Regions from separate parts of the Mus musculus genome. Here region 1 is linked to region 2. The links are chromatin loops, found by intact Hi-C in ENCODE. Cell type or tissue: gastrocnemius. All regions are shown on one strand. Each heading gives the region's core, and the rest is flanking DNA. Links, peaks and the distances in the headings are about the cores only.

Region 1 (10,984 bases), core at 3,924-8,923, 85 kb after region 2:
TTATGTCATTTAGACAGCATTCAATAATCACCGTGAAGTTATGCTAAGTGCCAATAAGAAGGATAATTTTTTAAAATTGTCTGTTTGGAAAATACAAAAATTCTAAAATAACCAATGGAGTCATTAAATTCATAGTGGTAGTTTACAAATTCTTAGAACTTAACTACAACAAAACAGTATCATTCTTCAAATTGATTTATAACAAAAGGATATCATTGATTATGAAAAGCAGCTAATATAATTTTTCTGAGTCAAAGTTATATCCATAAGCACTCATGGTAGAAGTGGAAAGACTGTAGAGATGTATATGTAGTTATACATATGAATATCGGGCTTTTATACATAAAATATTTTATTTATATATTTGTAGTTAGCATTTAAATATCTTAAAATATTAATTTTTTGGAACAAGCTGAAGGGGGAGGGAGGATGGAAACCGTAAGGAAGAGTTATAAATAAAATGGCGAGGAGTGGGGAGGAGCATGCGGAAGCTTGTCACTGCAAGGCCCTGCTAATCAGTTGGCCGTGCTGGTGCACATTGGCCATTCCATCACTTGAGAGGCAGATGAAGAATGATTGAAGTTTTCAAGGTAATCCTTAGCTATATAGCAAACTTGAGGCCAGCCTGGGCTACACAGACTTTGCCTGACCAAAAGAAAAAAATATAAAATGCTATTGATACCAATGAGCATCTAGCAACAAACATCCAAACCAAGAGAACTGGCCCAATTCTATGGCACAGGGAAGAAGGGAAGAAGTACAGATGGGGTATATATTTAAACTGCCTGAAATAACTTCACATTTGAATGTAGCTGAACAAACATATCATGGAAAAATATGAAACAGAAATCTAAGAGGTTAAAACATTTCACAAATGCCCCGTACTCCGGTGGGTTTTAAATCAGTCTTGCTACACAGACGACACCGAAGTCACACTTTTTTTTTTTTTTTAAGTGAAAGCAACCAAATGTTTAAAGAGAGAAATAGACACATTCGTACATCAAATTTTTAGCAAGCAGAATACAAATGTTAAACCCACTGTTGGATTGATATAATGTTAGTGCTGAAATAAACAAGAGCAGTGCAAAAAAAAAAAAAAAAAAAAGGTAACACCTCAGCAAGGTTACTCAAAGCCAAAAACATGAAAGGATGTCAAAATTTTGCAAATTCAGAAAATAAAGTACAAATGATTATAACACAGTGACTGAGCTGAGTTTATTTTGGAGTGTAAAGGTAGGCCAACATGAAAGCACACGGTGTCGTAACATACAGTGACTGAGTTGAGTTTATTTTGGAATGTAAAGTTAGGTCAACATGAAAGTACACAGGATTATAACACACAGTGACTGAGCTGAGCTTATTTTGGAATGTAAAGTTAGATCAAGGCTAGTAGCTATGGAAAAGAAATCCTTAGTCCAGTTTGAAGCATAACTTATGTCTGTCTCATGAAATTCTCTCCTGCATGGCAATCCAAGTGACTCACTGGCATTTAGAATGCAGAATATGTCACAGGCCAAGAAGCACGGATCCCTGGACTCCAGGAGGAGTAAGAGTGCTTGGAAAGGAAGCAGGCACACAGAGGAAATGTGCCTCATGCCAATGTGCCTCAACGAGACATTTATGAAAGTTCAAACTAAGGGGTAAGAGATATGCACACAGGGAGAGGATCTTTGCCTGTCAGAATGCCCATCAGAAGTAGGAATTTTGAATGGGATCTTGGGAAAGACATCCCCATCTCTTGCTCATTTAATCAATACTTAAATGAGTACATAACTTTCATGAAAATTTGAACATAGATCTGAGTAAAATAAGGCAATCACCTCATAATTATTTCGGATATGTTATTGCTCAATAATTAATTAGCCATCATCCTCTCAGCCTAAAACATTCCTAACAATATACCCTCGACTACTTACAAAAAAATGTATGGCCACGTCATTTGGGAGCACTCTTCTATGCCTATTACTACTGAGGATTGGCTCCATTCTTTAAGTTGCTTTCCAGAAACTCCCAGTTAAATGCTGCAAGAAACATAACACCTGAAGCAGAGAGAGCTATTGGTTTATTAAATCATGCTGTAGCAAATACTTCATGTTCATGTCATTAATCCCTTTCTTCCTTATCAATTACTTATCATTCCTTCCTGCTCACCACCTACTGGAATGATGAGGTGATGGTATAGAAATTTATGCGTACCATAATTCTCTGCCATGATCTGCAACTCCTTACTTATAAGAACTTATAGGCTTGACAATGATAAGAAGGGCATATCTTAAACAGCTTACTGGTAAAGAGCCTGCAGCAACAGTTCTCAGTCTGTCTTGCAGGTGGATGGATCTTCAAAAGGACAAGGAGTTTGTGTTTTATATACAAATTCCACACACTCCTCACAAAGAAGACTATACCCACCGCTGGTTGTACACTCAACAGTCTGAACTCGCTGTAATCAATCAGTGTTGATTAGTTGTTTCTCAGCCACTAAATATTTTAACTGGCTCTGTGTATTGTGCTCAAACGGTTTCTCTTTTAGAAACTGCAAGCCTTAACCCAACCCTATTACTAATGTTACTCCCTTCAAAGAGACAACCAGTCTCAACATTTTCATAACTCATATTCATGCTCAATCTAATCTGCCAGGCCCATTAATATTTGATAATGCTCGAACCTATGCACTGACCTATTCCCTACCTCTAATACTTTATTTTTAGGCTGCTCAAAAATCTCTGGTACTTCATCAAATACAGGTATAATCTTTTTACCTAGGGAGCAGGCTCGACAGACCATCACGTTCTTCTTTCACACTGCCGCCATCTGCTGGCATAATTAATGCTCGAGAGTTGAAACCTAACACCATTAGGCAAACAGACATTACTCATATCTTAGAATTTGGACGTTTAAAATATGTCCGTGTAACAGTTGATACTTTTTCTAATATGATGTGTTGCTTCTGCTTACAAGGGTGAAGCAACCTCAGATACCATTATCATTTATTATATATGTTTCCTTTCCAGGACTCCCATTACAACTAAAATCTGATAACGGTCCTATTTATAAAGGCAAATGGCTTAAGAAATTTTGTTACTTATGGAATATTAATGGAGGATATTGTGGATGGACTAATCTAGTTGATCAGCCCGGTGTAATAGTGTGGATTTTAGCATAATTAATCACTCTTTAGAAAGCTTTGTTAGTGGAAATTATAGTTGTATAAAGATAAAAAATACTGTCTGTCATACTGCTTACCAAAGTTGATATTGTTGCAAAATAGCACTATCTGTTGCCAGTGATTTATAAAACAAACTCTGGCTTCATTTGGTGTCTGACAGCTAACAAGAGTAATCTTTTTGCATCAGAAGATACCCATCTATTCCTGGAATATATATAATATATATATAATAATAATTATATATATATATATATATATAGCATAGGAGTTACTCATATGCATTAGAATCCATCTGCACCAGGATCCCCTGATATTCCTGTCAATGCTGTTTTTTAATCACATTGAATATGCTTTACATGTTATCTTAAATTATATATAACTTATATCTCTCCTGATTGTAATCCCACCTCTAACCATACCCTTCCCTCTGGCAAACAACTGCCTTTGGGATGGATCTGTGTGAATGGTGTTATGTGGGATAGGCCATATTACATCCATTTTTCCAGGAAAGCTTTACAATTGATCAGCAGAATTAAGAGACTTCCCTCCAAGTTGCATCTATGGGACCCTGTAATAGTTGCATCCACAGCAGCTTTCTTATTACCAATCACAGGAATGATTCCTGGAATACAGAGAGTGGCCTGTATAATTACTATAGTATATAATTAGTAGTAAAACTACTAATATTATAGCAAAAATATTATCAGAAATTAACCCAGAGATGGTTGAATTTAGAGTCACAGTTTTACAAAATAAAGCTACTATAGATAATTTGTTGCTGGAGCATTATTTTGGTTGTCAACAATTTCCTGACATGTTTCTTTATTGTGTTAGATTTCTCTCACATTACAGAAGGTCAAATTCATGATTTGCATAAAGAGATAAAATCTCTCAAGTGACCTCTGAATACCCATCATGTTAAGATGGCTTTGCCCTTTCCTTGATTCTCTGTTAGCTATTATTATAATTATTTTATCCTTGCCTGTGTTAGTTAGTTATACCAGCCATGAAGGTAATGCATTCAACCTTGGACTCTATTACAACCATAATTTTTCTTTAAAAAGTAAAAACGAGGGAGATATAGGCGGCCCAGAGGTCCTTGTGCTCACAGATAAGCACCTGGGGAGTCTGGAGTGCTAAACACAGGATTGATCCTTCGAAAGAAGGAAGTCATAACCCGTTAGCTGCCCAGAAGGCTGGCAGCAGACACGGTCAATAGCCTAATGACCTTTGTACTGTCTGTGAGTCTGAGACCCCACAGGACCCTCCCCCAGACCCTTATCATAAGCTTGTTTTTCTCAATCCATAGAGCCTATTTTCTTTTTGGAAGGCATCATATGCACTTTACACAGATTTCCATTGCAGGCACATTTATTTATGTGTAGGGCATTCATATGCCTAAAATAAACCACTTGGGGGTAAAACGCCCAAAGTTTGAACCAATATCGGCTGCTTAATTGTGTTGAACCAAACTACCTTCTCGGCTCCTATGGACCATACTCTGCAGGCTATGGCGGTCTCAGAGACCCCCTGCACGAAGACTGGGAAGAAAGAAGTGTGCACATGGGAAGAGGTCAAGTCCACCCATCAGAGGCAGGAATTTTGAGTAGGATCTTGGAAAGAGTGCCGATTGGTAGGAAAGAGACCTATAGAATGCCATGCGCATGGGCGGAGCGTGTGACACAGCTTTGCCTTCCGGCTCCGTGGAGAGATTAGGAGGATCTCCACATGGAGAATGCAGAGAGAGGACTGTGGGAAAGCAAGAGCAAGGGGTGAAGGTTAAGTGACTGGAGAGTCTTGAAGAGGAAGGACACACTTTATAGAACAAACTCAAGAGAAGGGTAGATTCGCCACCTCTAGCAGCCTCTCTTCTGTTCGCATTCAGCTTCATGTAGAGTGCAGCTTCACTGCAGAAATGCTTATACCCCACTGTTTCCGCGCTGTATATGAACGCTGTTCTAAGTCTGCTTGTGACAGTGTTCCCAGGAGGTTTCCGCCGGGTGTTTCCCTGCAGAGAGGGATATGATGGGTTAAGTCAGAGCTGGGCACAAGCACTTCCCAACTTCTAATGGAGACTGCAGTCTGTCTCAGTGTTACTGGGAAGCTAGAGGGGCTGGCCTTGGACCACCATCCAGCCTCCCTGGATATCCAGCTTGATCTATCCAGAAATCCTGGATGGCCAGCTTGGGCATTCTTTTTCTCTTCTTAGCCACCTGCAGATGCAGCCTGTTCTAACGAAGTTCCCAGGCACCTTTGGCCTCTTTTTAAGACACTGGAGGGTCATTTTCTATGGGAACTTAGCTTGAGATTTTTTTCCACGAGGACGGGATATGACGGAGACTTCCTCGTTTTGTTCTATCTATCTTGGTTTTTATAACAAAGGGCAGAACCAATAGTTTATGTCCTAAGGTGAAAGGTGGGCGAGTAATTTTGTCACCAGTGAGCTGCATCCTCTTCCTGAACCCAGCTGCCAGCCCACATCCAAAGCAGCTTAGCATCAGGGACTAACATTTCACAATCACCCCCTTTAGAGGGAGGTGAGATTGCCAGCATCCCTCTACCGCTTGGATCTTCTTCTGTTACCTGAAAGGTACGTGGCTCCTTTGCAACACTTGTATGAACCTTCTAGAAACAGAAAGCAGAAAAAGATAGAAAGCACCCTAGGGGAAGCACAGCATAGGTGGAATCACATATGCTCTCATCACCCAGTTCTGGTGGTTTGGTTGCTGGGGTGCGTGGGATGTTTTGGTTGTCTTAGGGGAGATGCCCATTCAGGCTGGCTCCTCTGAGGAGGCAAAGTTCCGATGCATCCTTTTCCCCTGCAGATGAAAAGGGTTCATTCTTTTGGTCCTCCCTTCTTAAAGTGACTCAGCTCTTTATGAGGATGGAAATCCTCTTATAGACCAAGTAAAATCACACTGATGCAAGCTAGTGGGCAGTAGAGGGCACTGGAGTGGGAAAGGATTAGGAAGTGCGCAGGTCTCATTTGCCCTTTGGAACTTATGGGGATAAACTGCAAGATGAAATGTACCGATTGTGGTTTGCAAAACAACAGTGCAGAACAGCAGACGTGAGAGGTGGGCTTCAGTACTACAGTGTGCACGAGCTCTGTGTCCTTCATAGCTTCAGAAAGTAGCATCCCAAGGGATCACCGGGACAACTTAGCTAGGTCTGAGGCCTCTTCACCGAGGTCTCCATCTTCCACCACCACCACACCCCAATTCAGCGTGTCTAGCTTTCTCCTTTCTCCAGCCAAACTTCTCCACCTGGATCAGACTCTGGAGCCCGTGGCAACCTTGGCACACGTGGTGAAAACTAGAAAGTGTTTCTCCTTGGGGGAAGCTGTGGGAAGGATCAAAGCCTTTAACTGAAGGGAAGGTGGAGAGGAGCCTTGAGGTGGGGAGTAGTGTGGTGAATGGCACACAAAGTCACTTTAGGAAACTCTCTTCTTGTCCCTTCAGGAAATTTCCAGGCTTCCAATTACAGGCTATCCAGCAGATACCCCTGAATATTGAACAGATACTGAAGTCCCATGACTCCTGTCTAAAAGGCTGATGACAAAGTCTTGGGGACACTTTGGTTTAAGCTTTCATTCTTTTTCTTTGGCAGTAAAATTTAAATTCATCATTTGTGACCTAGTTTCTTCTTTAGTGCGGGTGGGTATGGCACTGCTTGAGGCTGGGTGCCTCATAACAGCATGATGGTTTGTAGTTATTGATGCAAATGAAATCAGAAGCCAGACCTGACACAGCACAGCTGGGGAGAGGCTGGGAGAGAAAAACAGATGCTGTAAACAACAGCTGAGGAAGAAATCTCCCTCTGCCACCTCTAGCTGTGTGTGAAGGTGTCCCACATGCCTCAGCTTACCTACCTATAATTTGGGCTTTTTGGTAAAAGTAGTAGTAATACTGACGGAATATGTGAGTGTTCAATAAGTAAGTATTTAATTTATGTTTATTGCTTGTGGGAATTTACATGGTGTGTGTGTGTGTGTGTGTGTGTGTGTGTGTGTGTGTGTGTGTGTACTCTTTTCTAGTCACTTCAGGAAGTTTCCAGACTACTGGCTTTCGATTAAAGGCTATCCAATAGCTATCCCTGAGTAGTGAACAGACACTGAGTACCTGTGACTCCTGTCTGTGAAGAGGCTGGTGACAAAGTTATTACTACCTTCATCAATAAGCCTATATTACAAGTTGGGAAATTGAATCATGTGGGACACTTTCACACACAGTTAGAGGTGATAGAGTGGAGCTTCTACCTCAGTGTGTGTGTGTGTGTGTGTGTGTGTGTGTGTGTGTGTGTGTGTGTGCGTGTGTTCACGTATACACCTTATATTTTAACCTTTTTCCCCCCATAGCTTCAGTGATGGCAATCACGTGTTTATCACAACAGAGAAATGACTACAGATAGCAATTCTGGAACATGCTACCCCATTTACTTGCCCCTTGGGGAAGAACAAACTGTCCTTAGCTAACAAGAGCTACCACTTCACGTACTTGCCCCTTTGGAAGGAACACACTTTCCCTCTAGGCTGACAAGAGCTACCACTTAACACAGTTGACTAAGTCCTCACATTGTAGCTCATCCAAACAGACCACTGCATATGCCCCAGTGCTTGCTTTGCAAGGTGCTATCTGGGTGGTGATGTTCCTAGTGTGGCTTTGCTCTCTTGGGACTCTAAGCTGTGTCTGGCCCATAAGAACAAGGCATGAAAGGGAAGGGAAGACAAGGTGAGTGACAAACACAAAGTCAGTGTGGCTTCGGATGCCTTGCTGCCACTTTGCAGAGCTGTCACTGACATGCACGTGCCCACTTCTGTCATCAGCCACAGTGGACAAGGCACATTACTGTCCCTTTGGAGCTTTCATCTTTGCCCAGGACTTCTGGTCTTGTTAGTTATCGCACAAATAATAATCTCAGTATATTCAGACCATCAAAACAGATAGGTTGGCTCCAGAGGGGAATGAGCCTTCCTCCCTCTAAAGAGTCCATCTGAAACACAATTGGTGTGGCCCTTACTTGCTCCTCTGCCTTATCTCTGCAACCTCTGAGTCTGAGCTCCAAAGCCCCAAATGTGGTACATTCATTTCTTAGACCATTGCTTCCTGCACCCCATCTTGTGTTCCTACCAGTCTGGGTCCTTCTAGCCCATAAGTCACCCTGAGGAGTCCTTATCAACCTTCCTACATCTCCTCTGACTGCTTTCCTACTGCGCAATCCTACATCTTTGTCCATAGTTTTGCAGATCATATGGCTAGGGCTCAGCAGAAGCAAAGGCTATCTGGGGGTCACCAAACAATGGCGAGTGTGGTAGCAAAAGACAGAGTAGAATGTGAGTTGGATTAGAGAGTAAAAATCCACTGGATATGCCCTCCCCCCGAGGAACAGTCGTGATGGGATGAACCCTTTCTGGAAGAAAGCTGCAAAATGATGTTTCGAAAGTGGAGAGAGGAGAAGGTGATGACTTTTATTTATAGAGTGTTTCTTTATTTCTGTGTTTGAGACAGACTCTGGCTAGCTAGCCCAGGGCTCTCTTTACACTCATGATCACTTTGCTTCAGTCTTCTGCATGCTGGGATTTTAAGTGTGTGCCATCACATGCAATTTAAACAGCATCTTGTCAACTCATAGGAGGCTTAGACTTTTTCCTTCCTTTGCTCAAGCACAAAGATTGAGGTTCACCCAGCTACAAAGTCTGCTGCCTGAAGTCCTACGCCTAAATAAAGAAGCGATGTGGAGAGACTCTGTATCCCAAGATGCACTCATCACATTAGACTCATTGGTTGCTAGACTTAGATGCTAACACAGAGCGCAACAGGGACTTAAGAGATAGAGGAGTCTGAATTTTCTGGACCAGAGGATAGAGAAGGGATTGCCAGATGGTATCCCTCCATCAGCTGGGCCTAAAGATGCAAAAAACATGAGAACAGGGACTAGTTAGCCCCCAATAAGATCAGAATAGATGAAATTGACCAGAATGTCCCAAAGGTTGGCAGGTAGCCACCATATATACTCTGCTTTGGAAAAAAATAGCTCTGTCTTCCTGTTTTATGAACCTGATGTTCCAGGGCAAAGAATGTGTACACCAGTGGTCTGCAGTGGGGAGGAAGGGAGATAAAGCTGCATTTGATATTCTTCCTAGATTTCCCATTCTCTGGGGAGTGTCACTAACCCAGAGGAGGGTGACACTGAGCCTCCACACAATGTATGGCTCCATTCCTGAGTCCAAACAATACGTTGCTTCCTCTGGGACCCTTCAACCCTGTCTGCTCACAGCACCATGAGTTCCAATGGTAACAGCATCACCTGATAAAATTAGAATCAGTTCTTATATCCTGTCATAGTTAAAAAGAAGCTATGAGCTTGATATGGAACTCCAGAATTAGCTAATAATAATAACAATAAATAAAAGAATGAATATAATCTCAGACCCTCTGGGTGAAGGGTCACCGTCCATATTACCCTGCATGTTCATTATTTTCTAGGTGGGCCCTCACCGCTGACAGATGGCAGATTTCTCAGTATTTCTGGGGTTTCTGAAGCAAATACCTCGGTGCCTCAGCATCTTCTTCACCTACCTTCTCTTCCTTCAGTTGTGGGAGGTGAACTCAGGTAGTGTATTTGATCTGCAGCCATAGTCAGCTCATCCAGGTAGAATATGAGCACCCAAACTCTGCCCCTATTTCTGCTGGGTGCCCTCTAGGAGTGGGCTCTCATGATACAGCACCAGACCATACTAATTACTAAAATGCCAAAAGATTCCCACTCAGGGTTTTGGAATTTGTTATTGTTGTTCGGTTGATTGGTTTATTTTTCTTTTGCTTTTGTAACTTTTGTTGTTTTGTTTTGAAACAGGTTCTTGCTATGCAGCCTAGGGTGGCCTGGAACTCTCAATCCTCTTACCTCAGCCCCTTCAGTACTAGGACATACACTAACCATTACCATTATATACCAACCAGTACAGCTATATAGCAACCAGTACAGCTATATAGCAACCAGTACAGCTATATAGCAACTAGTACAGTTATATACCAACTAGTACAGTTAAATACCAACCAATACAGTTATATACCAACCAGTATAGTTATATACCAACCAGTATAGTCATATACCAACCAGTACAGTTATATACCAACCAGTGTAGTTATATACCAACCAGTATAGTCATATACCAACCAATACAGTCATATTAACCAGTACAATTATATACCAACCAGTACAGTTATATAGCACTATTTACTGCTTCAATCCCAGTTGTTAAAGCCACACTGCTTGATGCTCTTTCATCAGTTTGCCAGCCCCTGTTTCCCATATACACTTCCCTGGAACAAAACAAGCACAGAGAAGAGCAGTTCTCTTTCCTGGACAGCCTTGCTTTCCTGGGAAGCTAATAGATGAAGGATAAATGGAAGAGAGAGACAGAGACAGAGACAGAGGCATCTCAGGTGTGTGAGAAGGACAGTTGAAGAGACCCCGGAGAGGGAACCTGGTAGGAAGGTGACAGGATTGGCTGGGATTCGTCCAGGAGGTAAAAGGTTGCTGTTGGGTGTTTTTTGTTTTTGCTTTTTCCCAAAATGACACAAAGCAAGAAACGTCCATGATCTACAGGCAAAGTGAAGGATGAGGAAAGAGATGTAGTATGTTTGAGTTTGGGGAAGAAGTGTTAGCTGAATTTAGAAAGGAGGAAGCCGACTAACGATAGCAGAGAGGCCACCTGGAGGCACCAGAAAAGAAGACCAACGATCAAATGAAAGAGTATGACAGGTCTCTCTCAATGGCAGAGTTCAGTAGGCATTTAAATACCAAAATACACAGAAG
Region 2 (10,984 bases), core at 1,924-6,923:
CCCCTTCTAGCAGCTCTCCCTGTGTTAGTTAGTTAGCTTCTGTTTAGCAAACTGCTCACAGGCAGCAGAGTACAGGGAAACACCAAGGCCTGTTTATTTGTGTTTTATTGTTCGTGACATCTGCCATCCAATTAGATGGAAGAAGAGCTTTCCTGGGTTATCTATCGCATCTGGCATGTGCCTGTCTTCAACACTGGAAACTGCTTCTCACTCTTCACAGTACCATCAAGCAGCACAAGGGAGTCCCTACTTTGCAGTTAGGAAATCAAAGGCTTGACAAGGTCAAGTCATGTCTGGACCATCCAATTCTCTTGCTTCCCCATGCAAGCCTCCATCTATCCTTGGGAGCTGTGCCTTCTTCAGCATTCTGGAACACCTTCCGTCCCTTCTGACTGCAGACCGCATTGATGGAGCCGTCACTTGGGAACCCAGGTGTGGATCCTGCAACTAGTCTTGTTCATCCTCAGTGGAGGTCAAACCTCCTGGTAAGACACTCCTTTCTTGTCAGTCAGCTGCCATCTGTTCTCCCTTCCCAGTCCCACTCACCAGGATCAGGGTGATCAACCGCCACTGCAGCAGAATTTGGGCAACTGTACCGAGTACTCACTGGACATAGACTAGTTGCCATGAAATATGCTCGCAAGTCCAAGGCTTTAATCTTCCCAACAACCCAGCAGGAAATTCTCTCATCTGTGAATAATGAAGATGAAGCTCACAACTCAACCTGTTACCCTCCAGAATAGGCTTCTCTCCCCCTGACTTACACCAGCTGCTTGGCCCTCTGAAAGACCCATCCCAGACAAGAAAACAAATGAGGCCTCAGGGCAGCTCTTACATCTCCACTGCCTTGCCCTCAGCCCAGCTTCCAGGAAGGCTCAAACCCTCACCGTCCGACTCAGCCAGGGTGCCTACGGCTATCTAGCCTGTCAGCTATCCAGGCACAGGAAAGGGTCTAGACTACAATGGTTCTCAACCTTCCTAATGCTGAGACCCTAATCGAGTTCCTTGTGTTGTGGTGACCCTTCGTCTTTCCTTACTGTAATTATGCTACTGTTGTGAATCGTAATGTAAATATCTGTGTTTTCCGATGGTCGTAGGAGACTCTGTGAAAGGGTCATTCAACCCTCCGAAGAGGTTGCCATCCATGGGTTGAGAACTGCTGGTCTAGGGTAGGAGAAGCACTTGATTCCAGGCATAAATTAGTAAATAGATAAATCCTGTGGATGTGCAGAATACAGTGAAGGGTTATAAAAAACACTAATTCTAGGACTTAGTGTTTGCCACAGGTCTCCCTTAAAAAGCAGGCAGTGATTAAAAATTAAGTATATAGTTGTATGCAGTAAATTTTCTTCTTATTATGAAATACCAGAAATTAAAGAGGTAATTAACCACATTACAGATTTTTTGAAAAATAAAACAACATACATGACTAGCAATGAAATAGACATGTTAACACTATAATGAGTGATTTGCTGTAGTTTTTTTTTTTTTTGAGGGGGTTGTTTGTTCGTTTGTATTGCTGTTGCAGTTTAGTGTGTTACAAAACAAAACAACAACAACACTCCCCCTCATAAAAGCATCAGGAATTTAAATGAGGATGAGACAGCCACGGACATGCTTCCACCCTGGCCCAGCTAACAGCAGAGGCAGGAATTGATTCCAACCGAGTCTGGCATGAGAAATTTGGGGGTGAGCTGAATTTCAATAACATCTGAGAACGTCTCAAGGGGAGGCCTCTGATAAGGCCAGCAGTCACCAGCACAGAGATGGGCCGTTTCTCTTTTCCCAGAATCCCCTGTCGGAAGCCACTAGCAGGGAGACAAGTCAGCTGAAGAGAGCAGTAAATTAAACACACATCAGTCCATTGGCAGGTTGGCTTCCCAAGGGGACAGCAGCGCGGCTGGCTGTAGTCCCAATGAGGGGAAATCCAGGGACACAGAAAGCCCATCCACCAAGCAATCAGCTGCCGGTCCCCGTCAACTTGCTTAGAAGTGGCATGTTCGGCTGACCCAGTGTGGCCTAGGTCAAAATACTGTTTTTCTCTGACAGCTTGGCACGGCTCTGCTTCTGCAAGGGTTTGCTAAGGATTTAGTGAACAGTCTGAGTGTGCTTATAGACACTGGCGCCTTTGTGCATAATGTATAAATTACATAAGTCATGATTTTGAGGTGGGGGATGTGGTTTTGAGACTCACTGTGTAACCCTGGCTGGCCTGGACCTTTCTACACAGATCAGACTGGCTTCAAACTCACAGGCATCTTCCTGCATCCTGCCTCCTCCTGCCTCCTCCTGCCTCCTCCTGCCTCCTCCTGCCTCCTCCTGCCTCCTCCTGCCTCCTCCTGCCTCCTCCTGCCTCCTCCTGCCTCCTCCTGCCTCCTCCTGCCTCCTCCTGCCTCCTCCTGCCTCCTCCTGCCTCCTCTTGCCTCCTCCTGCCTCTGCAGTGCTGGGATTCAAGGCATGCACTCCCATACTCCAGCACTGAGCTGTTTCCTGTCTCTGCTTAATATTCATGCCTGTGTCCCTAAGAATTCCCATTCTAACTCATCCGCACTGAGTCAGTCTCCTTGAATCCAAGCCAAAATAAGACCGCTCTCACAAACCCACAGTAAATCGAGAGACATTTCTTTTGTCTGATTTATTCCTTGTGGAGAAAAGTGGGGGGAGAAGAACTGAGAAAACTGTGTGTGTGTGTGTGCATGTGTGTGCATGAATATTTACCAAATATATATAAATATCATTTTTATCATATACAATATTTACAATATATATCCTTGGCTGTCCTGGAACTCACTCTGTAGACCAGGTTGGCCTTGAATTTCAAGATCCACCAGCCTCCCAAGTGCTGGGATTTAAAGGCCTGTACCACTACCTCTTGATAATTTTTTGTTTGTTTGTTTGTTTTTAATTTCATGAGTGGCTTTTCCTCATCTTCCGTTTGTATCAGGTTCTGACTTGCACTTGTACAAGTGGTTTGGTGCTCACGGCAGCTTCTTTTCTCATAAGGAAGAGAGCCGTATAAGTAACTCTGCAATGATGATGTGCTTCTGTGTCCGTGCATGGCGCGGGCACGTAACTGACTACAGGGCCCCCAGAAAAGGACATTGGATCCCCTGGAGCTGGAGTTGCTGGCAGTTGTCAACCACCCAACGTGATGCTGGGAAGGGAACTTGGACCTCTGCAAGACCAGTCCATACTCTTAACCACTGAGCCAACTCTCCAGTTCCCGTGATAGCTGTCTTAGAATTCTTGCAGAGAAGTAGTGAAAGACAGAAATGTTGCTAGTGATTAAAGTGCAGGGACTATCTTTACCACATTGTCTGTAATGCGTATACATTTTACAATTAGGAAAAAAGATGGAGGTGCAGGGGAAAGGACAGGTGCTCCTCCTTGGGCTTTGAAGGTATGAAAACCTCCTGATATCAAGGTCTGCTGGGTACCCAGACCTCTAGGATTCAGCATAAGCCTTCCAGTAAAACAAAGCTTCGAGGGACCCCAGGAGTCTGTGGTTAGAAGTTAGCATTATCTTACTTTGAATTGTGTGCATTTCTTGCCCCCCTAAGGGGAACCCACATTCCAACTGAATGATAGGATTCCATCAATACAGTTTTTAACCTCCACTTTGATCAATTTTTACACTATGTGGTGATAAAGGGTGGAAGGCAGAAATTGTTTCCAGGCGAACACACAGGTACACTGACCTCCCTGCCCCACAGTGGGGTAGCCTGTGCTTCCAAAAGGAGACAGCCTGTTCTGAGCTGACAACAGGATTTGGGGGAGAGAGAATACAGACGAAAGCATAAACTAGTGAAGGGAACTGGGTGGATACTAGTGTTCTCCCCTGTGCAAAAAGAGACTAGACATGTAGGCGGCCCTCTTACCACCAGATCACAGACTATTCTCTTCTTCCTGCTGGCTCACTGTGTGCTCAGCACAGCGACAAACAATTCCATCTTACTTCTTCCTGACAGGTTTGTCACAATAAATCTTGGAAGTTCTAAACTACAATAACTTTATTCACTTTATTCCCCAGAGAAAGAATTGTTCCTATTCTTGCATACCAACAAATGCAGGGACACAACAGATCAACTCAATGTCTGTGAAACGTGTTTGCTTGCAGAAAGTGTGTAGCTTCCTGCCTGTGTCTTTCTAGTCAATGGCTTCTAAGTGATAGGACTAGGGCCTTTTTTTTTTTGCTCTTAACTTTGTGAGAAGAAGAAAGTATTTTTAAAGTATTTTAGAATAGCAATCATAGAGAACTTACTAATTTGCAACAGAGCCAAAGTTGATAGGCTGAAAAATATCAAGAGTAAACCATATGAAAAGTTCTAGAAGGTATGACATGTACATAAGACAAATGGAGGGAGGGGCAAGAAGGACGAACTGAGGGAGAAGGGAATGAACCTAAGGAAAAACAGGTATCGGCTCCGCTAGGGAAGAAAGGTACTGACTTCAATGTGTGGCCATCTGACTGAGTTGTTGAGCTGCCAGACCAGGAGAGGAGATGGGCAGCTATTGTTAGAGATGGAAGCCCTGGGGGCGGGACATCAGTATCTTCAGCAGTTTCAGAAACTCTGAGTCTAGTCAATTCAACCAAACCTCAAGAGACCTTGCAAATTCCCGCCTAGTGCAATTTTTTCAAATTACCACGAGAGGGCACTCCTGCCTAATGAAGACCAAAGTCCAACTACACACTTGTTTCATATGGAAGGAGTTACAGAGACAAAGTTTGGAGCTGTGACGAAAGGATGGGCCATCTAGAGACTGCCAAATCCGGGGATCCATCCCATAATCAGCTTCCAAATGCTGACACCATTGTATACACTAGCAAGATTTTGCTGAAAGGACCCAGATATAGCTGTCTCTTGTGAGACTAGGCTGGGGCCTAGCAAACACAGAAGTGGATGCTCACAGTCAGCTAATGGATGGATCACAGGGCCCCCAATGGAGGAGCTAGAGAAAGTACCCAAGGAGCTAAAGGGATCTGCAACCCTATAGGTGGAACAACATTATGAACTAACCAGTACCCTGGAGCTCTTGACTCTAGCTGCATATGTATCAAAAGATGGCCTAGTCGGCCATCACTGGAAAGAGAGGCCCATTGGACTTGCAAACTTTATATGCCCAGTACAGGGGAACACCAGGGCCAAAAAGTGGGAGTGGGTGGGTAGGGGAGTGGGGGGGAGGGTATGGGGGACTTTTGGGATAGCATTGGAAATGTAAATGAGGAAAATACCTAATAAAAATATTTTAAAAATTAAATCTAGGAAGTGAAATTATGAATGAATTTCATTTGCTTCTAATTTTCTACATTTCACAGTTGTATTGAAACTAACACATTGCTTCATGGTTACTAAAATATTTATAAATAAAGAACTGATGAAAAGTAGCGCCCCACCATCATCCAATCAAATGGGGTGAAGATCTGGATAGACACTACCTCAAAGGAGACTCACGTGACCAGCAGATACTTCAAACTGTTTGAAATGTCAATATCTGTAGCCAGCAGGAAATGCAAAGTAAAACTGCTTTGATGTCCTATCTCATCCCAGTCGAAAGGGCTATCGCCAGGAAAACAAATGCTGGGGATGGTGTGGGAACATGTGTCTTATACTGCACTATTTATTGAAAATAGAACTAAGTGCTAGAGAGATGGCTCAGTGGTTAAGAGCACTGACTGCTCTCCCAGAGGTCCTGAGTTCAAATCCCAGCATGACATGGTGACTCACAACCATCTGTAATGTGATCTGATGCCCTCTTTTGGTGTGTCTGAAGAGAGCTACAGTGTACTTATATATAATAAATATATTTTTAAAAAAAGAGTTAGGGAAATAGAATATAAAATATGACTCAGCTGTGCCACTCCTGCATATATATCTGAAGGATTCTGGGTCTACATACCTCACAGATACCAGTACGCCTACATTGTTGATGTCTACAAGAGCTGAGAAATGCAGCCGCCTGGATGTCCATCAGGCAGATCAACACCTAAGGGACATGTGGTGTGCGCATACAATGGAATTTCTTTAGTTGTAAGAAAAAAAATCAAATCATAACACTCAGGGTGAAGTAAAGAGATCCGGAGATTGTTTTGCTACACGAAATGAGCCAGACTCAGAAAGACAAATACCGTCTTTCCTCTCATGTAGAACATTGATTTAAGTGTGCGCATGCGTGTGTTGAAAGAAAGACGACCATGACCTGAGAAAAGAGGAAGAGATCTTAGAGGCAGAAGTGAGGGTAACAGTATAAGGCAGTGGTTCTTGGCATTTCCTAGTGCCACGACCCTTTAACAGCTCCTCATATGGTGGTGACCCCCAACCATTAAATTATTTTTGTTGCTACTTCATATCTCTAATTTTGCTACTGCTATGAATCATAACGTAAATATCTGATCTGCAGGATATTTGATATGCGACCCTGCGAAAGGGGCCGTTCGCCTGTGTGTGCATGCACGTATACACACACACACACTCACACTCACACGAGGGTCGAGACCCAGAAGTTGAGAACCGCTGGACTCAGCGCCCACAAAAGAAGAAAGGAGAGTGGTTTGGAAGAGGGTGGGGTTCTTTTGTGATTGGGTTACCTCACTCAGGATGATGCCCTCCAGGTCCAACCATTTGGCTAGGAATTTCATAAATTCATTCTTTTTAATAGCTGAGTAGTACTCCATTGTGTAAATGTACCACATTTTCTGTATCCATTCCTCTGTTGAGGGGCATCTGGGTTCTTTCCAGCTTCTGGCTATTATAAATAAGGCTGCTATGAACATAGTGGAGCATTTGTCCTTCTTACCGGTTGGGACATCTTCTGGATATATACCCAGGAGAGGTATTGCTGGATCCTCCGGTAGTACTATGTCCAATTTTCTGAGGAACCGCCAGACTGATTTCCAGAGTGGTTGTACAAGCCTGCAATCCCACCAACAATGGAGGAGTGTTCCTCTTTCTCCACATCCACGCCAGCATCTGCTGTCACCTGAATTTTGGAGGAGCTAGAGAAAGTATCCAAGGAGCTAAAGAGATCTGCAACCCTATCGGTGGAACAACATTATGAACTAACCAGTACCCCAGAGCTCTTGACTCTAGCTGCATATATATCAAAAGATGGCCTAGTCGGCCATCACTGGAAAGAGAGGCCCATTGGGTCAGGCAAACTTTATATGCCCCAGTACAGGGGAATGCCAGGGCCAAAAAATGGGAATGGGTGGGTAGGGGAGTGGGGGGGGGTGGGGGACATTTGGGATAGCATTGGAAATGTAATTGAGAAAAATACGTAATAAAAAAAAAGGAAGAGGGCGGGGGTGGGGTGTTGAGCAAGCAGAGAAGGGGGGACAAAAGAACAACAAATGGTGGCATACACATGTGAAGATGCCACAGAGAAAACCAGTGCCCCATGTGTGAATTAATTAATTTTAAAAGTTAGTTTTAAAAGATTTGCCCTGTGACCTTGTATTTGATGAGACAGATACAGGCGCTGGGGTATAATATGTGTGTAGCTGGCAGGTGACAAAGTATTGATTCTTGTATTATCTCAGTGGAAAAAAATGTGGGTCACTAATCTTTCGATGTCCCTACGGGTTTAAATTCTCATAATTAAAAACTTGAAAAAAATACTTCAAATATAAAACTGGAAAAAGCTGGGCGTGAATAAAAGAATATACCCATTAATTCAAAGATAATTTCTACCTTAGTAATAGAGTGAGCATCACTGAGAACACCATACTCACCCTTCGGTACTAATGGATAAATGTCTGGAATTTCTCATCCGCGAAACATTTGTTTAAGCATTCCATTCCGGTTGCAGAGACTTCTCCACTTCAAGGACAGAACAGGAAAGCCGACCGGTTAACCAACCGGTTACTATTTTAACTTATCAAAAACTTTCAAACAGCAGCTAAAAATAACCATTCATTTTGCTGGTCATGGGTTAAACATTGAGGAGGGCTGACTGGCTTTGACCGGCTGGCTAGCTGCTGCTTCACACCAAGTTGTAGCAGATACTGACCCAGGCTTGGAGTTTCAAAAGGCTCCACAGGACTGAATATGGAAGACGGTTCGCTCACACGGCAGCAGATGTTCCTGCCCACTAACCTTCCCATCTGGCCTCTCCCGTGAGGTGGTCCCAGAACAGTGAGATTTCTTACACGCTTAGCTTTTAGCCCAAGGTTCTAAGCCAGCAGTTCTCAACCAGACGCCAAATATCCTGCATATCAGATATTTACGTTACAATTTATAACAGTACCAAAATTAGTTATGAAGTAGCATTGAAATAATTTTGTTTGGTGTCACCACCACTTGAAGAATGGTATTAAAGTGTAGCAGCTTTAGGAAGAATGAGACTCATTGTTCTAAGCAATACAGGCAGAAATCCCACAAGCTTCTTTGTTGTTGTTATAGCCAGACATTGGACACCCTCCAGAGAGCCATATGTAAGGCTTGGTCCCCAGAGTCGTGTGCTGGACAGGGAGATCTACAGTCACTTGGAGTTGTGCTCCCTAAAGCAAGCGGTAGGACCCTGGCCTATCTCATCGGTCTGCTTCTTAGCTGGAGATGTGAGCAGTCACAGTGACACACGCATCCTCCCACCAGGCAGCCAAGTGGCCCGGCTTAGACTTGAACCTTCCAAATCACGTGCCAAAATAAACCTCTACTTCCGAGATGATCTGTGTCTACTATTTTGTTATGGTGGCATAAAGGGACTAATGTACCGTCAATGACTTCTGTTGGAGCCTTGAGTAGGATGGAGTCAACTGTTCCCAGTGTGTGCTAATTGTTCTCTTCTGGGAAAGAATGGAGGGTTGTGGTGAGTTCTAGCTTGCGTATGCGTGTGTGTGCGCGTGTGTGCACCTCCTTTCCCCTTTCCTGATGCCTAGATCCATCTTGGAAGGCGAGCGGAGAGCCACACGTTGAAGATGACGCCTTGGTTCATCGGTGTGTGTTTCCTGTCAATCGGCACTTCTGGAGATGTGTGTGGCCTTTAAGAAAACTACTCTTGTGTGACCTTGAGAGTCTCACCACCACGACAGGACAGCAGGACAGTTCTCACCAAAGCCAGTGAGGGTTCCCGGGAATTTAATTTTACCTTTTCCAGGTCAGGCAGGATTCTTAAAGCATAACCTTCACTCCTGTTTTTCTTGGTAATAATGTTTAACTAAAAATCAACTCAGCTGGTGGATTTCTTTCGTAATCTCTTTTGCTGACAGCACGCCTGTGTGTTGTTAGTGGCCGTGAACCTTTGATCAGGCACTGACTGCAGACCCTCCTCTGGCCTGTCTTCCTTTCTCCCAGCCTAACGTGTGAGTGTGTGTGTATGTGAGTGTGTGTGTGTGTGTGTGTGTGTGTGTGTGTGTGTGTTAGCTGGAACTCTTGCAGCCAAGGAATGACACTTAGAACGGAGGCCTTGTGCTAAGGAGGGTGAGCCCGACACAGGTATCTGAGGCCCTGATAACATCAGAAGCCACTATGCCAGGCCTACATCACCTCCACCGCCTTTGTTTTTTAAGGTTTATTTTAGTTGAATGTGTGTGTGTGCCTGAGTGTGTGTGTATTGTAGCACATGTGTGTAGGTACCCCAGGAAGCATAAGGGGTCAAATCCCTTGGAACTGGAGTTACAGAAGAGCTGCCTGGTGTAGGTACTAGGAACTGAACTGGCATGGGCAGTACATACTTCTCATTGATCAGTCATCTCTCCAGCCCCTGGCTCTCATTTCTTTAGATCTGTATTTCCTGTTGCGGGGAGCTAAATCTAGTTCTTAGTCACTTACAGTTTTAGTAGGAAGAGCCACACTTCAAATGAGCAAGGGGGGTGGGGGCAAAGCAGACCAACCTCGGTGCCATCCACGTGGTCCCCGTTCACTACTATACTACTATCTTGACCTCATAGACTAAAGTGCTGGCAGGACCACTGTGTGATCCAGAGTGAGACATACAGACAGTGTGCCCAGTGCAGACTCCAGCTCAGGCCCATCACACCTGGATCATCTGTGCCACCAGGCTTGGTCTCTGAGCCTCTGGGAAGAGAACAGTGCTCTTGATCCCTTAGCTGAAAGGGCCTTTAACCTCTGCATCCAAACATAAATTCCCTCTGATCTGTCCAGGCTAGTCAAGTGTGCTGGGTAGAAAACAGGACCAAGGACTCCTGGGTAGCAAACCACTTGCCACTTGGGTTAGGGCTACACCTGGAAGTCTGAAACTCTATTTCTTTAGAATGAGGTGAATATTATGTTGCATAAATTTATTAGTTATGTAAACTTATATAAGCTAAATATTTGCAGATAAATAAATGTTCTATTTGTGTGAGAAAGAAGTCTGGTAGAATCGTGCACCACGGTATAAATTTGGTAAAGAACTGGGCCACCTTGTCTGGGGAGAGGATGTACCTAGTCCTGCAGTGACTTGATGTGTTGGGGGGATGGGGAGGGAGAAATGGGGGGAGGATCTGCATGAGGGTATACTGAGAAGACAGGGAGGGGTTGATATTGGAATAAAAAGTGAACAAATTTTTTAAAATCTCGTTTAAAAAAAAGTATAGCTGTTATTGTCATCCGTTTTGTCTTCATAAATTATGTAATGAAGGGGAGAAGACATTCTTAGTAAGAGTTTCCAACCGAGCATGGTAATTGCTTTCTAACTCCCACCCTTTCAGTCTTCCCTAAGAGCTTCAGCTCTAGGAACTCACCCGACAGGGATCAGATGTGGACGTCTATTGAACACTCAGAAGCCCTGCCACAGAGACCTGTAGAGAACATCCTGCGTCCGTGTGGAGGTGACACCTGCCAGTAAGTCTGATGGCCTATAACTTAGGCAGGAAACAGGAGGTGGGACATCCTGGAGGCAGAAAGGATTCTGGGATAGTGCCAGGCTCGGGAAATTTGCCCAGGAACGAGTGATGAGACAGACACACGGTACCTGAGCACAGGTAACCAGCCACGTGGCAGAAGGTAGGCTAGAATAAATGGTTTTTTATGATCTAATCAAAGAA

What was found. Hi-C counts contacts between places; a loop is a spot of excess contacts. Peaks named below come from ENCODE experiments on the same cell type or tissue, not always from the same donor. Only the 100,000 strongest peaks of a DNase experiment are listed, where the experiment ranks them.
Region 1: it touches region 2 in a loop (6-fold over the local background); 35 of 42 quality-filtered maps call a loop at or near these places.

Annotation. Positions count from the first base shown.
Region 1 is chr11:49,181,760-49,192,743 of GRCm38, reverse strand. Btnl9 (butyrophilin-like 9) reads left to right here and starts at 5,655. Exons shown (of 10, transcript NM_172793.2): 1 at 5,655-5,756; 2 at 9,652-9,778. The coding sequence starts at 9,673. In gastrocnemius, for the core only: a CTCF peak has its summit at 6,104 (motif pointing right); no DNase peak of the experiment used is centred there; H3K4me3 peaks cover 1,764 bases; H3K27ac peaks cover 1,171 bases.
Region 2 is chr11:49,265,165-49,276,148 of GRCm38, reverse strand. It overlaps a transcript of Olfr1393 not described here. Among named protein-coding and RNA genes, the nearest start is that of Olfr1393, 9.5 kb to the left of the region's middle. In gastrocnemius, for the core only: a CTCF peak has its summit at 4,640 (motif pointing right); a DNase peak (open chromatin) is centred at 4,609.